Regions from separate parts of the Homo sapiens genome. Here region 2 is linked to region 1. Evidence: read pairs that join two places in POLR2A ChIA-PET (ENCODE). Cell type or tissue: HCT116. All regions are shown on one strand. Links, peaks and the distances in the headings refer to the core of each region. The heading gives the core; the rest is flanking DNA. Region 1 has its middle 14 kb from the start of ZMIZ2. Region 2 overlaps NPC1L1 (NPC1 like intracellular cholesterol transporter 1).

Evidence for each region. Peaks named below come from ENCODE experiments on the same cell type or tissue, not always from the same donor. Only the 100,000 strongest peaks of a DNase experiment are listed, where the experiment ranks them.
Region 2: POLR2A ChIA-PET joins it to region 1 with 7 read pairs; 3 of 35 experiments call an interaction of 5 or more read pairs at or near these places.

What each region holds. Positions count from the first base shown.
Region 1 is chr7:44,732,653-44,738,029 of GRCh38, forward strand. No RefSeq gene overlaps it. Among named protein-coding and RNA genes, the nearest start is that of ZMIZ2, 14 kb to the right of the region's middle. In HCT116, for the core only: no CTCF peak of the experiment used is centred there; DNase peaks (open chromatin) are centred at 1,279, 1,599 and 2,949; H3K4me3 peaks cover 1,717 bases; H3K27ac peaks cover 3,264 bases.
Region 2 is chr7:44,508,295-44,513,671 of GRCh38, forward strand. It overlaps NPC1L1 (NPC1 like intracellular cholesterol transporter 1), which reads right to left. Exons shown (of 19, transcript NM_001101648.2): 19 at 4,241-5,355. The coding sequence ends at 5,153. It also overlaps the pseudogene RPL36AP27. Among named protein-coding and RNA genes, the nearest start is that of NUDCD3, 20 kb to the left of the region's middle. In HCT116, for the core only: no CTCF peak of the experiment used is centred there; no DNase peak of the experiment used is centred there.

The sequences.
Region 1 (5,377 bases), core at 278-5,277:
CAGAAGAATCGCTTGAACCCAGGAGGTGGAGGTTGCAGTGAGTCGAGATTTTGCCACTGCACTCCAGCCTGGGCAACAGAGTGAGACTCCATCACAAAAAAACAGAATTATAGAAGTAGAGAGTTGAATGGTGGTTACCAGATGCAGGAGGAGGCAGGAGGAGGCAGGAGGTGGTGGATGGGGAAAGGGTTGGTCTAAGGGTACATGCAAAGTTTCAGTTAGGAGAAATAAGTTCTAGTGATCTACTGCATAGCATGGTGACTATAGTTAATAATAATGGATTGTATATTCCAAAATTGCTTAAAGAGTCCATCTTAGATGTTCTTTCCACAAAGAAATAAGTATATGAGGTGACAGATAGGTAGATATATAAGTTAACTTTTTTTCTTTTCTTTTTTTTTTTTGAGACAGAGACTTGCTCTGTCACCCAGGCTGGAGTACAGGGGTGCAATCATATAGAAGCTCACTGCGGCCTCCACTTCCCAGGTTCAAGCGATTCTTATGTCTCAGCCACCTGAGTAGCTGGGATTAAGGCATGCGCCACCACAGCTGACTAATTTTTGTGGGTTTTTTTTTTTTTTTTTGAGACACAGTCTCGCTCTTTCACCCAGGCTGGAGTGCAGTGGCACGATCTCAGCTCACTGCAACCTCTGCCTCCCGGGTTCAAGCCATTCTCCTGCCTCAGCCTCCTGAGTAGCTAAGATTACAGCCATGTGCCACCACGTCCAGCTAATTTTTTTTTTTTTTTTTTGAGAAGGAATCTCACCCTGTTGCCTAGTCTGGAGTGCAGTGGCACGATCTTGGCTTGCTGCAACCTCCACCTCCCGGGTTCAAGCAATTCTCCTGTCTCAGTCTCTGGAGTAGCTGGGACTGCCCACCACCATGCCCAGCTAATTTTTGCATTTTTAGTAGAGACAGGATTTCACCATATTGGTCAGGTTGGTCTCAAACTCCTGACCTCAGGTGATCCACCCACCTTGGCCTCCCAAAGTGCTGGGATTACAGGTGTGAGCCACCACGTCTGGCCAATTTTTGTATTTTTAGTACAGATGGGGTTTCGCCATGTTGGCCAGACTGGCCTTGAACTCCTGACCTCAGGTGATCCACCCGCCTCTGCCTCTCAAAGTGCTAGGATTACAGGTGTGAGCCATAGTGCCCGGCTAATTTTTGTATTTTTAGTAGTGACGGAGTTTTGCCATTTTAGCCAGGCTGGTCTCAAACTCCTGGCCTCAAGTGATTCACCCGCTTTGGCCTCCCAAAGTTCTGGGATTACAGGCATGAGTCACTGCTCCTGACCTAGTTAACTTGATTTAATCATTCCACAGTGTATACATATAATAATACCTTTTACCCTATAATGATATACAATTATTATTTGTCAATTAGACATAAAGTTATAAAAAAATTCAAGTGACCCAGAATAGCCAAAACAACCTTGAAAAAAAGACAGCAAAGTTGGAAAACTCACACTTCCCAATTCCCTTCCCTTCCCTCCCCTCCCTTCCCCTTCCTTCCACTCCCTCTCCCTCCCCTCCCTTCCCCTCCCCTCCCTTCCCATCCTTTCCTCTTCCTTCCCCTTCCCCCTCCACTCCCCTCTCCTCCCTTCCCCTCCCTTACTCTTCCCTCCCCTCACCTTTCCTTTCCCCCTTCCTTTCTCCTTTCCTTGTTTGTTTTGTTTTTACAGACAGGATCTCTCTCCCAAGCTGGAGTGCAGTGGTGCAATTATAGCTCACTGCACCCTCAAACTCCTGAGCTAAAGCAATCCTCCCATTTCAGCCTCCTGAATAGCTAGGGCTACAGGTGCATGCCACCAAGCCCAGCTAATTAACAAAATATATTTTTTGGCTAGGTGTAGTGGCTCACACCTGTAATCCCAGCACTTTGGGAGGCCGAGGATGGCAGATCACCTGAGTTCAGGAGTTCCAGGCCAGCCTGGCCAACGTGGCGAAAGCCTGTCTCTACTAAAAATACAAAAATTAGCCAGGCATGGGGGCGGGAGCCTATAATTCAGCTACTCAGGAGGCTGAGGAGGGAGAATTGCTTGAACCCAGGAGGCAGTGGTTGCAGTGAGCCAAGATCATACCACTGCAATCCAGCCTGGGCAACAAGAGCAAAACTCCATCTCAAAAAAAAAAAAAATTCTTTTGTATAGACAGGATCTTGATGAGTTGCCCATGCTGGTCTTGAACTCTTGGCCTCAAGGGATCCTCAATCCTCAGTCTCCTACAGCACTGGGATTATATGTATGAGCCATGGAACCTGGGCCCCAATTTTAACTTACTACAAAGCTACAGTAATCAGATCAGTGAGGTACCGGCATAAGGAGAGATACATAAATCAATGGAATAGAATTGAAAGTCCAGACATAGGCTGGACGCAGTGGCTCACGCCTGTAATCCTAGCACATTGGGAGGCTGAGGTGGGCAGATCACGAGGTCAGGAGTTCGAGACCAGCCTGACCAACATGGTGAAACCCCGTCTCTACTAAAAATACAAAAATTAGCCAGGCGTGGTGGCGGGCGCCTGTAATTCATGCCACTGCACTCCAGCCTGGGCAACAGAGCAAGACTCCATCTCAAAAAAAAAAAAAAAAAGGAAAAAAAAATAAGTGAAAGGACAATCCACAGAATAGGAGAAAATGTTTACAAATTATATCTGATAAGGGACTTGTGTCCAGAATATACAAAGAATTCCAAGTTGGGAGCAGTGGCGTGTGCCTCTAGTCCCAGCTACTCAGGAGGCTGAGGCAAGAGGATCACTTGAGCCCAGGTGTTAGACACCAGCCTGGGCAACACAGGGAGACCCTCATCCTCTTGAAAAGAAATCCAATTTAAGAACGGGTAAAGGATCTGAATAGTCATTTCTCCAAGGAAGATATACAAATGGCAGTAAGTATGTGAAAAGATTCTCAACATCATGAATCATTAGGGAAATGCCAACGAAAACCACAATGAGATGCCACGTCACACCTACTAGAATGACTAATAAAAAGACACAGGATGTAGAGAAGCTGGAACCCTCATACACTGCTGGTGGGAATGTCAAATAGTACAGCTGCTTTGGAGAACAGGAAGATCATCTGGTAGTTTCTCCAAGTTTAAACATAGAGTTACCATTAAACCCATTAATTCCACTTACAAGTATGTACCCAGAGAAGTGAAAGCATGTCCACACAGAGACTTATACATGAATGTTCATAGCTGCATTATTCATAGTAGCCAAAAAGCTGAAATAACCAAAATGTCCATCAACTCATGAACAGATAAACAGAATGTGGTGTATCCCTATGATGGAATATTATTCAGCAATGAAAAGGAATAAAGTGCTGATACATGCTACAACATGAATAAACCATGAAAGCATTATGCTCAGTGAAAGAAGCCAGATACAAAAGATCACATATTTTATTATTCCGTATATATTAAATGTCCAGAATAGGCAAACCATAGGAACAAAAAGTAGATTATTGGTTGCCAGGGGCTGGGGAGGAGGTAATGCGGAATGACATCTAATGGATATAGGATCTCTTCTGACAGTGATAAAAATGCTCTAAAATTGATTATGTTCATATACATAACACTGTTGAATTGTATACTTTATATAGGTGAATTTTTTTTTTTTTTTGAGATGGCGTCTTGCTCTGTTGCCCAGGCTGGAGGGCAGTGGCGCAATCTCGGCTCACTACAACCTCCACCTTCAGGGTTCAAGCAGTTCTCCTGCCTCAGCCTCCCAAGTAGCTGGGATTACAGGCGTGTGCCACCACACCTAGCTAATTTTTGTATTCTTAGTAGAGACGGGGTTTCATCATGTTGGCCAGGCTGGTCTCGAACTCTTGACCTCGTGATTTGCCCACCTCAGCCTCCCAAAGTGCTGGAATTACAGGCGTGAGCCACCACACCCACCCCAGGTGAATTGTATAAATGTGAATTTATAGCTCGAATAGACTGTTATTAAGAGCAAAAAGAGGCTGATGGTAGTGGCTCACCCTTGTAATCCCAGTGCTCTGGGAGGCAGAGATGGGTGGATCACTTGAGCCCAGGAGTTTGAGACCAGCCTAGGCACACAGGGAGACCCCATCTCCACAAAAAGTACAAAAATTAGCTGGGCATGGTGGCACGTATCTGTAGTCCCAGCTATTTCAGAGGCTGAGGTGGTAGGATCACTTCAACCAGGGAGATTGAGGCTGCAGAGGGCTCTGCGTTCACACCACTGCACTCCAGCCTGGGCTACAAAGAGACCCTGTCTCAAAAAATAAAAATTAAAAAAAAAAAAAGAGAAAGAGCAAAAAGAGAGGGCTGGCAAGGGCTGGAGCAAGGGCAGCATTGATTGGGTGTTGCGAAGTGCTTGGATGTGGCTCAGTAGTGGGTACAGAAGATCAGGGGCCTGGAGTAGGGAGGAGCACCAGAGCAGGCTGAGCCCAGTCCAGAGGCAGCTGGGTGGGGTCCTGGGAAGAGGCACCTGTTGAGGCTCTCTCCCATCACTTTTATGGGCTCAGTGGACTCAGGAGGAAGGTCGTCTGTGAAGAGTGAGCCAAGGAGGTGAGAAATTGTGGTCTGTGTCTGGAAGCGCAGGGTGCATTGACTGGGAAGGAATCAGTCCAACCTGCCAGCACCTAGGGTCCATCTGAGGTCAGGGGTCAGGAAGATCAACTGAAACTAGGCAGCAGGGCCTACACAACCATGGGCTGCTGGTGTCTGGGTATGGACATGGGTGGGGGTTAACAGGGCTTGGAAGGAGACACTTAGAAAATAATACAAATGCTAACTGGAAAACAGGCAACACAACTTCCACCTTAGAATCTCACCTCTGTTAGAGCATTATGCATGTGTGTTGGGAGTTGTGGGGGACTGAGTTCCTCTGGACACTACCCCTTCTCTCCTCCCTGCCCACCTGCACCAACTTAGCCCATGAGAGCTGCTGGCCCACAGGAAGTTCTGGGGTGCAGACCCTGTCAGGTCTTGGGCATAGGAGCCCAGCGGCTAGAAGGGCCCAAAGGCAGCTAGAGGAGAATGGGTTGAAATTTATCCCTCCTGTGACCAGCCAGCAGAGTTTGGGGCATAGCTGATTTTTGTCCTCACTTTGCAGATGTCGGCACCTTGCCTGACTTGGGGTTCAGAAACTCGGCGCGGTGGCTCATGCCTGTAATCCCAGCACTTTGGGAGGCCGAGGCGGGTGGATCATGAGGTCAGGGGTTTGAGACCAGCCTGGCCAAAATGGTGAAACTTCGTCTCTACTAAAAATACAAAAATTAGCCGGGTGTGTGGCACATGCCTGTAGTCCCAGCTACTCAGGAGTCTGAGGCAGAAGAATCGCTTGAACCCAGGAGGCAGAGGTAGCAGTGAGCCTAGACTGTGCCATTGCACTCCAGCCTGGGTGA
Region 2 (5,377 bases), core at 183-5,182, 220 kb before region 1:
ACTCGGGAGGCTGAGGCAGGAGAATCACTCAAACCCGGGAGGCAGAGGTTGCAGTGAGCTAAGATCACACCAGTGCACTCCAGCCTGGCCAACAGAGTGAGACTCTGTCTCAAAAAAAAAAAAAAGCAAAAAAGAAACTAAAGCCCAGATAAGTCAAATATGTTACCCAAAGAGGCCCAGCAAAGGAGTGACAAAACCAGCTTGGAAACTCTGCCTCACTGTGAAGAGTGAGACTATCTGCCCTCCCATTTCCTCTGAATTGCCATCTCTAGATGGCTCTGAACCTTTCCTCCACCCTCCATCTCCAGCATCCAGTCCCTCTGCTCATGGAGAAAGGCACATCAGAGCTCAGTTCTGACATCTTAGCCCCATACTGGGCCTATGTAGTTCCTATTCTGTGTGGAATGCCCTCCTCTCCTCCCTCAGATCCAATGTGGAAACGCTCCCCACACCACCTGGATTCTGACACCCCACATGTGCTGCCTGGCCCCACCTTACCCCATGGCCTGTAGGCCAAATTGTGAGGGAAGAGAAGAGGAAGAACTCTCACTGTGCTTTTACTCAGCCTTGCTCTGGTGACTGACAAAATTGAGGAACTTGTATTGGCCATTTGCTTATTTGAGTAGCCAGCCTAGCTTTTCTTTTGGTTGTCTGTCTTTTTCTTGCTGAGTTGTAGGAGATTTTTTATGCATTCTAAGCACAGGCCCTTTCTCAGATATGTGTGTATTTCAGATATGTGCAAATATCTTTTCCTCTCTATGGTTTGAATTTTATCTTTCCTAAGGATGTCTTTTGAAGAACAGAAGTTTTTTTTTATTCCAATACAGTTCAATTTATCAATCTTTTTCTCTATAAGTAAGGCTTTTGTTTCCTAAGAAAAGTTTTTCCTATTTCAGTCTTGGGGATACTCTTTTATGTTACCTTTTAGAACTCTATCATTTTATCTTTCACATTTAGATTGACAATCTATCAGGAACTGATTTTTGTGTATCTTGGGGGAGAGGGTCATGATTCATTTCTTTCTGTGTGGATACCCAACTAGGTCAGCATCCTACATTGAAAAACCTCCTTTACCCAATGCTCTGCATGCCTCCTCCATCATAAATCATGTGTCCTTGTGGGTATCATCTGTTTCTGGACTTTCTATTCTTTCCATTTTTCTATTTGTTCTTCCTTGTGCCAAAATCTCACTATCTTTATTTCTATATATTTATATTATCTTGATTTCTAGTAGTGTAAGTTCTCTGACTTTGTTTTTCTTCAAGATTGCTTTCGTGAATTTTCATCTTTTGTGGTTCTATATGAATTTTTGAATCAGCTTATCAGTTTCCACAAAAAATTTTCTGGGGTTATTATTGAAATTACAGTGAAACTAGTAATTAATTTGAAGAGAATTGACATCTCTGTAGTATAGAGCCCTCAATTCATGGTATATTCCTCCATTTCTTTTGACAGTTAATTTCTCTCAATATTATACAAATTAAAATACAAAGTTATTATTTTTCATAGTTTTCTTGACCACCTTTTGTTAGAGTAATTCCAATAGTTTATATATAGATTCTTTTGGATCTTTAAAAAAAATTTTTTTTTGTAGAGGTGGGGTCTTGCTATGTCTTGAACTCCTGGCCTCAAGTGATCCTCCTGCCTTGGCCTCAGAAATTGCTGGGGTTACAGGCATGAGCCACTGCACCCAGACTGAATCTTTTTTATACATATTTATGTTATCTGTGAATGATGTCAATTTTATTTATTTCTAATCCTTATAAACTTAGTTTCTTTTTCTTGCCTTATTACAATGGCTAAGACCTCCAGTGCAATGTTGGGTAAAAGTGGGCAACTTTGTCTCATTCCCAATCTCAGGGGAAAGGGTTTCAATGTTTGACTATTAAGTATAAAATTTGTTCAACCGTATGTTATTTTATATGTGTGTGTGTGTCTGTGTGTGTGTGTGTGTGTGTGTGTGTGTGTGTATAATAACATTATACAGTTGAACAAATACTACAGATAGGACTGGCATGGTGGCTCATACCTGTAATTCCAGGTACTTGGGAGGCTGAGGTAGGAGGATCCCTTGAGGCCAAGTATTCAAGACCAGCCTGGGCAACAAAGTGAGAACCCCATCTCTTAAACAGACAAAAATAAATACTAGAGATAAAAAGGGATATTTTTATAGTCATTTCAAACTATAAAAGTCTCAATTTATCAAGAAGGTTAAAACACCCTAAACTTGTATGCATCATACACACACACAGACACATACACACACACACACGGCTAAGATTTATTTTAGCTAGAATGTCTTGTTTCTAATGGGAAGGTTAGCCACATAACCCAGACCTCCCCCCTGCACTCCTTCCTCTCTTTGTATATTCTTTTTTTTTTTTTTTTTTGTTGAGACAGAAGCTCACTCTTTCACTCAGGCTGGAGTACAGTGGTGCCATCATAGCTCACTGCAGCCTCAAACTCGAGCTGAAACAATCCTCCCACCTCAGCCTTCCAAATAGCTAGCCTGGCTAACTTTTAAACTTTTTGTAGAGACAGTATCTCGCTATGTTGCCTAGGCTGGTCTTGAACTCCTGGCCTCAAGCAATTCTCCTGCCTCAGCCTCCCAAAGTGCTGGGATTACAGGCATGAGCCACCGTACCTGGACTCTCTTTGTATATTCTTTTTTTTTTTAAACATAAACTCAATATTTTATTGTCTTCATAATAAAACAAAAGATGACACTTAGAACTGGATCACTTGGCCCTTGCTCTTCTTACCTCCTCCCAGTTCAAAATGCTTGTATCTCTTAATAGCCAGCATTCTCTTAGATCTGCAGTTGGGCTTCATGCACTCAAAACTTAGCACAATCTTCTTTGTAGTTTTAGCCTTTTTCTGGAAAATTGGCTTAGTCTCCCCACCATAGCCCCTCTGCTTCCTGTCATAACATGGCTTTCCCTAGGCATACAGGGAAATGTGTCCTGTGTCACTCTGTGGGGCTGGTGCTTCCCACACTTCTTACAGAAAGTCCAGTGGGTTTTAGGAGTGTTCACCATGTTTGCAGGAGCACTATTGGCACTCTTTGTGTTTTCTTGATTTTATTTGCTGTTAAATATGTTGCAACTATTTTTCTGAGCTCATATGTGTCTTTCAACTTTCTTTAATTTTTTGTGTGTTTTCAGATGTTTTCCATTATTATATGGTCATACCTTAGTGTTTACCTTTATGGCTTCTGGACTTTGTGCTTAGGAAACTTTTCCCCCTCCAAGATTATAACATACTCTTCTGTGTTTCCTTCCGATAGTTGTATAGTTTCATTTTTGTGTTTAGTGCTTTAATCTGTCTGTACTTTTATTTTGTGTATTGTGTGAAGTATAGATATAACTTTATTTTGATCCAAATAATTTGCTCACTACTCTCACACCGTTTACTGAAGGATCTACCCTTTCCTCTGATTTGAAATGTCTGCTGTCAAAAGCTATTTTGTTCCTCAAATCTATCTGTTTATTCTGCACCTGTGGAGTTTTTAACAGGGTGAATTGTGCGATTTCTCCTCAGCCTCTATTCCCTCGTAGCTGTCCCTTCACCAAACCTCCTGTCCATCATGGTCAGCCAGCAACCCTCCCAAAGGTGGGCTAATGATGCTGGCACATGGGGCTCTTATGAGGACCCAAAAGTAGATAGTAGGCTCCAGAAACGCCAGCTCCTTTCCACCCCTTTTTGCTTGTCTTCCCTTTACATGCTGACAGTCCCTCTGAGCCTCAAAGCAACAGCAGCCCCTCAGCCAAACAAGGGCTGGACCCAGCATGGGGCAGAAAGACTCGAGGGGATCTGGAATGTTCCTTGACATTTCCACCCACTGCCCTGGCCTGGGGCCCTCCTGGGAGCTGGTTGTTTGTACGGTGGGTTCTTCCCTCCTTGAATGCACCGTGGTTCTCCTGTAGCTCCTCCAGGTGTTGCCTACTTCACAGTCTCTTCCAGAAAAGGAGGGGCTGCACATCCTACTCCTGACTGACTCTCAGGCTCTGTGCCCTCCCAGTTTGAAGAGAAATTACTCCCACTCCTCAAAGGCCCTTGTAAGGCATGAGCACACAATGGCCTGGCTACTTTCTTGAAAAGAGGGAGGAGAAATAGAACAAAACACAGACTAGTATCTCCACAAATCACTCTCCCACACATGTATTATTTGTGTCATTCACAAAAATTATCTTAAACCGAGAGGAGGAAGCCAGGGTAGGACATGTGACATAAAACACCATTTCTGCCAACAAATGTTTATTAAACACCTATGTGCACAGCACAGAGCCAGGATCTTCATCTCCACTGCAGTTCATGCTTCTGGAGAGCTGTCCAAAAGCTCGGGTTGGGCTGGTTTGAGGCCTGGGATCCAGGCCCGAGGTGAAGATGGGAGGACCAGCCCAGCCCCAAGAGCTCCCAGCCTTCAGACTCCTGGGTGGCCTTGACTGGCAGCAACAGCCTTAATAAGTATTGGAGCTGGAGACCAAACCCAACACCATTTTCCAGGAGGGGCTAATCCATGACCAAGGTGCTTATGAGAGCATCCTTCCTGGGCCTTATGAGAGCATCCTTCCTGGGCCCTTCTCTTGCCAGAAAAGGCCGTGGATGGCAGACCTGCAGGTGCGCCCTGGAGGGAGTGGCTGCCGACCGGCCTCCCACAGCGTTGGCTCTTGGCCTGAGCCTTTGCCTCTCTCTGGCCTCCTGTGATATCACACCCAGGGTAGTGGTCATTGTCTGTGTTCTCAGGGACACTGCTACGTGTTAAAGACTTACTGACACAGAATTAAGACTTTCGAGAGAGGAACTGAGAAGGGAAAAGTTGGATGAGAAGTGGGCTCCTAGGAAAGTGAGTGAGTGTGGGACAAACATGGAGTGTGTCTGTTCCTGCCAACTTCCAGACCCAGGCCCAGGAGGAGGCACTGCCCAAGGCCTAGGTGACTTGGAAACTGGGGACCCACTATGGGAGCAGAGGAGCCATCAGTGGTGCTGCCTGGATACCTCAAGAGCAGGCCATCCTCCAGTGACAGGCAGTCTCATGGGAATGGCCTCCCCTAGGATTTGAGGAGGGCGTGTGTCAAGGGGCAGTCACAAGGAAGATCCCCATAACCCTTTGGTTCAGGGCCATAGAGCCTAGACAGGGCCTCTGGCTGTATCAGAACTGCCGCCCATTGTTGGGCAAGAAGTTGCTGATGGCACCAGCACCTTTGATAGAACCTTCAAAGCTGTGGTTGACATAGATGTTGTCAGCTGTGGAGACTCGGGAGGGGTGATTTGGGCAAGAGGCCACCATGACTGCTGCCACCGCCTCCTCAGCCCGCTTCTGCTCCAGTGCCAGAGCCGGGTTAACGTCAGGCCCTGCGGAGAGACAGAGAACCAC